2 separate regions of the Homo sapiens genome follow, and region 1 is linked to region 2. The links are chromatin loops, found by intact Hi-C in ENCODE. Cell type or tissue: Caco-2. All regions are shown on one strand. Links, peaks and the distances in the headings refer to the core of each region. The heading gives the core; the rest is flanking DNA. Region 1 overlaps CNTNAP2 (contactin associated protein 2). Region 2 overlaps CNTNAP2 (contactin associated protein 2).

What was found. A loop is a pair of places that touch in the nucleus more often than their neighbours do. Peaks named below come from ENCODE experiments on the same cell type or tissue, not always from the same donor. Only the 100,000 strongest peaks of a DNase experiment are listed, where the experiment ranks them.
Region 1: it touches region 2 in a loop (8-fold over the local background); 1 of 110 quality-filtered maps calls a loop at or near these places.

Annotation. Positions count from the first base shown.
Region 1 is chr7:146,936,838-146,939,773 of GRCh38, reverse strand. The region is part of intron 3 of CNTNAP2 (contactin associated protein 2); the gene reads right to left. Among named protein-coding and RNA genes, the nearest start is that of CNTNAP2-AS1, 160 kb to the left of the region's middle. In Caco-2, for the core only: no CTCF peak of the experiment used is centred there; no DNase peak of the experiment used is centred there.
Region 2 is chr7:147,007,018-147,009,953 of GRCh38, reverse strand. The region is part of intron 3 of CNTNAP2 (contactin associated protein 2); the gene reads right to left. Among named protein-coding and RNA genes, the nearest start is that of CNTNAP2-AS1, 89 kb to the left of the region's middle. In Caco-2, for the core only: no CTCF peak of the experiment used is centred there; a DNase peak (open chromatin) is centred at 1,233.

The DNA of each region.
Region 1 (2,936 bases), core at 205-2,704, 70 kb after region 2:
ACCACTAAGTCTTTGCTCAAAAGGAAACATTTTGTCTACTAAGTCTGGTTTCTATAACCATAAAATTGGGATGCTCTTGAGACACTGAGCCCCATCTATTACAGGCAAATTAAAAAACTGATGGGTTAAGAATGAAGTATAATGAAGGAAAAGAGAATCAAGGAATCAAAAAATTTCTTCTTCTCATGGGAACCGTAAAATCCTGAAAGGTAAATGGCAATCACATTCCCACAGCTATTGCAGTGCTTCTAAATAGATAATTATTTCAAACCATTTATTTTGCTGGAAAAGATATTTCAGAGAAAGAAGTAAAAATAAAAAAACCCGAAGTTTTAATGTCGCCTTCATTATTTATGTGTTGCTCACAAATGGATGAGAGGCAATTTTGAATTTACTGTAGGCACATTTGCTATATTGAATTCTCTATTTGCTAGTTATAGATGTGGACAAATGGATAAGAAATAGATTCCCCAAATGGAAAATGAGCTACACAGAAGAATTCAAAACGAACTCCTATTGTGAGTTTCTGAAACATACTATAGAACAAGAAAAAACATTGTAGACTGCCGCTTGCTTAGAGCTACTAGTAGAAGAAAAAATGCATTTTTTCTCATTTGGGGGTAGATTTACAGTTGATCATGTGTTTCTTTGGTCAATACCTAGCATTTGTTAAGTTTTCTATTTTTTCCTGGGTTGGCAGTGATAAATATTTTTCCTCCTAGATACATTATGAAATTATATTTTCTTGTAAATGTCAGGTTTCCATTTGTCCTACAGTAAAGGCTAGCCTGCATTGACAATGTCTTTCTGCACTAAAACTTAGATAGAAGGATGATGAATTTGTAAATTCACTTTCAATAATCACTCAATTCATCAGGATTGTTAGATTTCTGGGACTACCAATATCTAATGCTTGGCTTGGTATATCGTAAGCTCAATAAATATTTGTTGAATGATGAATAAGACAATAGATTTGAGCACACAAAATAAAAATGAAATGCGTAATTTTTTGTCCCTCGAGAAGCTGATGGGCTAATAAGGAATATACAGAATAATAAGATTAGCAAGACATTTCAAAAATACTTTACAATATTTTAACGAAATATTTTTACATGGCAATCAGAATAAAAATTATAAACATAATACCCTAAACAGAATCTAACATTTAAATTAATAAGTGATGGAGCATTAATGAGAAATGTTTCACTGTAACATGGATGTGGAGTGGAGGGATTTGTTTTTGCAGTGATGTCATTCTTAGAAGCAGAATACAATGTACAAAAGAAGTAGTTTTATATATTATATATACATATATATGTGTACATATGTATACACACATGTATACATGTACACACATATATGTATATATAATATATAAAACTACTTCTACTTCTACTACTTATATATTATATATGTAAATATACAGAGAGATATATATAAACACACACATATAAAGCGCTGTATCTATACTTATCTGTGGATTGTAATTTTAGGACGCTCTTAATTTATTACGCCAAGGGGAAAGTTAAGCTTTGGAGATGAGTCACATAGTATGTGTGCAAGTTCAGCTTCTTAGATTATAGATTTACTCTCTTCTTCATTGTTCTTGCTCTGTAAATGACTAGGGGAGACTAGAGATCAGACATCTTACCCCTTCAATTCACTTATCTTTGTTATAGATTAACTACCTCTTTTATTGTCATGTACCTAACTCAGACCAGATGGTTCAAACGACCTCATGACTGTTACATCTTCAGGGTGGAATGTTAAATATACCCTTCCTGAAAGAAAAATACAGTCTCAACTAATCAGATCATTGTAAATATGCATCCAGCCTTGTACAGAAAGATGTTGAAATTCTTTTTAGCTTCCTTAAACTTTGTCTCTATAAACAACCCTAAGCTTCTACCATCAGAACACTGACTTTTAGTCTTTGTAACCTGTGCTTCCTGAGTGGCTGTCTTCAAACTTTGTGCTTGAATAAACTCTTATTAAACTAGATTCTAACCCTTTTTAATTATTTTAGGTTGGCATTATTTATAATTACAACATATTCAACACCATCTCTCTTACACGTGCATTTTTTTAATAAAATAAAAGTAAGAGCAAGAGCCAATGGAAGTTTCCAGGGCAGGTGTCAGGTACTTTACTACCAACCTTTGCAGCCTTGTCCCAGCCACTTTTTATAAACCAAAATAAACCACATAATTTCAGGCAAGTGCCCCTGTGAGAAAAGCTTGTGAGAAAAGCACTACCCATAGCAAGGTTTCCTCTTCTTAACAGAAATAAAGAAATCCTGGAGTTAACTCTAGTGAGAACAACTTAAACTTTAAAATATTCATCATTTTGAAAGTGTACAAGTATTAACAGTCGGTTTTCGCTTTTATTTATTTTATTTTATTTTATTTTTATTTTTTTTTTTGAGACAAGAGTCTCACCCTGTCACCCAGGCTGGAGTGCAGTGGCGTGATCACAGCTCACTGCAAACTCCACCTCCCGGGACTACAGGCGCGTGCCACCACACCCTGCTAAGTTTTTCTATTTTTTTTAAGTAGAGACGGGGTTTCACTGTGTTAGCCAGGATGGTCTTAATCTCCTGACCTCGTGATCCGCCTGCCTTGGCCTCCCAAAGTGCTGAGATTACAGGCATGAGCCACTGCGCCCGGCCGGTTTTCACTTTCTAAATCCCTCGATGTGAGAACATACTTTGGGGTATTCCTAAACACTGTTTTCAAATAAATTAAATGAAGCTTTTATTGATCTTACAAAACTGCCAAAACCAACCTAGAACTCATGTTCATGAACACATTTTATTTTATTTTAAATTTAAAGGAGTTTAGTGAAGCAATGAAACCTTCGTGAATCAGGCAGCCTCCAGAATCACAGCAGGTTCACAGAGACTCTAGTACAGCCACATGGTGGAAGAAGATCTATAG
Region 2 (2,936 bases), core at 213-2,712:
TTGTTGCTCCTAGGCTCTTCCACTGGGCAGAGCTACATAGAAATTTACATCAGTATGTATTTTCATATACATCTATATACATTAATAACTGTGAAAACTGTGTAGCTTCTAAAGAATCTGACTGATTTTGTTGAAACATTGTGACAGTCACACTCCAAAATTTAAGCTGATGACTTATCTCTTAAGCTCTAGGTAGAAGGAAGTCTATAGAATTTGCTGCTAGTTGAAGCTCTCATTAATGTTGGGAACTAGATTGATAAATATTCTACTAGATGTTGAGTTAAGCTATTCTATATTTTCCCTACTAAAACAAAAGCCTTATTTTTATCTGAAATGATCCATATTTATATGTATTTCCTTTCATTCAATTGAATTGCAAATTCAAAATAAACAGCTTGAAAAGTCCACTGGCTACTAATGATACCCTTTTGAAGGGAAATTATTAATTCAGCACAACTCCAAGTGAAATAAACAACACAGTTCTACAGCCAAGGTAAATGCACATATCGGACTAAGTCTGGATGAAAACTGTCGGTTGTCAAACTGCTACCATATAATAACCACCAATTTTGTTAGACATTATATGGCTTGATTTTTGTTCATGAGTCCTTTTCTCAATCAGACATTAGGTTTTTATAAATCTGATGTTTTATAAGCAGAATGGGGAAAAATCGGATGATTATCAGAACATTGACCTTAGTGTTTTTGAATTACTCCCACTACTAAATAGTAAGACATACATGTTAGCAAGAGGTGATACATTTAACAAAGTAAAGACAGATAGGTACACTTGACATGGAAACTTGCGCTACTTATATGTATGTTTGTGTATGTGTTTGTGTTTTCTATATATGCATAATCTAGATCTTTGGAAGGCATTTGTATAATTTTTCTATTTTTTAATGAAAAGCTTTGGAGTAATATTACCCCAAAATAGCCCAATTGAGCATTAAAAATATTTTGAACTTAAGGCAACTGAAAAAAAAAAAAATCCAAACACCAGAAGACCTCTCTGCCCTCCCCCTATCTACCTGAACACACAAAACAACTTCTCTTTGTGAAGGCTATGTCTCTCTCCTCTTTCTCAATTTTTGTATCAGAAAAAGAATAACCACTTTATCACCCGAGACAACAAGGTACAGAGAAAAAGTCCAGATAAATAAACCTTACGAACTAGGCTTTATCTACCATTAGTCTCCCTACATATTTGCCTTTCCACAATTTGCTGGCCGCAGAGGTTCAAAGTCCTTTTCTTTTGTTTTGCTGCTTATCTATAAAATTATTTTTGTCAGAATGCTATATAAGCCTACATTGTAACCAATCCTTTGAGTTACTTATGACGGCGTACTTACGTGTGTATGCACAATGTATGTCTTAAAAAACTCCTGTTTTTTTTATTTTGTTTGTTTTCTTTTGTTAACTAATCTTTCTTCAGTCTAATTTGCAGGGACCCAACCAATAAACCTAATATGAATAGAGGAAAAATATTTTTTCCATTTCCTAAAATTATAATTTCTTGAAGCAAACTGGTTCCCACACCAGGTATAGTAAACTAAAGTGTAAATTTTGAAAATGAATCACCATAGTAAGCGACCTCTTCTTGAAGTATTGTCAGATGAAGACCATAAAAATTATAGTTCATTCTCTCCTTATATATTAGAAATAATGGAAGATTTAGAACCAGCTGGTTCTCATTATTTTCTGCTCCTCCTTCCTTGAGTAGGTCATTCAATACGCTTATAACCAGGATTAACAAGTCACGGTCTTTCCTTATTGTTACTACAAATGATAGTTTAGAATATTTTGCTAATGGATCCTAAAAAAATAATGAATAGAATGTTAGGGGTTGAATAATTGGGTCTATTGAAAACGTGGGGCCACCCCAAATTAGGTGTTTCCTTAGTGGATAATATTGTGTTGATATGCAATAATGTATTAGACACTTGTCATATTAAATAATTTTAACAAGAAACAGGAAAATGAACTTGCACTTATTTTATTAGAAGCTTAGCTTTTCTTTCCATTGATGATTAGGGAGAGAAGTTCATTTATTTTATTTTAGTGTATTTTATTATGTCAAAAGCTATTAAGGAAATAAGTATTTTTTTTGTAATTTACTTATTGGAGAGTGAGTATGATTTTCTCTTTTGTTGGTGTGACTAAAGATAGTTCTGAAGTACTTACACAACCCACAACCAAGAAACTAGAAATTAAATATGCTCAGATATTTTAAGATATTTAATTTTATGAAAGCTGAATTTACATTAATTATAGATACCTTAGTAATTCTAGTCAGGTTATAGGAAACCCAGAAAAAAAGGTGGCTTTTTTCTTACTTACACAGCCCACAACCCACAACCAAGAAACTAGAAATTAAATATGCTCAGATATTTAATTTACATTAATCTGATGAAGTTAATGAAATTCAATAATATAACTATAATTATACAAAAGGTGGCTTTTTTCTTATTTTTTAAAATTTCATGACAAGTTACTGCATTTATTTGTATGAAGAAAAGCATTAGAGTAGGTAGCTAGATAGACAGGTAGATAGACAGACAGATAGCAGGAAAGAAAGCCCCAGAAGCTCTAAATACCTTGCACCACTTGGAATCAATGCAAAAAGAAAATTTATGCTCTGTGGTTAGAGCAATCAGAATTAACAGTAGCCACATCTGGGCTTATGGTTAGGCTTATCCAGCCCTCACTGAGACTTACCTGGCCCTAGCAGAAAAATCACTTCAATAGGGACTTTCCCCAGTAGCGAGCATGTGCATTTTGACTTGGCTCACCCTAAAGGTAACATTTTGCTCATCATAATAGTAAAAAACACACCCATGAGTGGGGATTTAAAATACTAATGAAACATGCGACATATGTACTAGTGTAGTACACATGTTTTGAGACCTCCCAAAATGTGCTTACTGGTAACACCT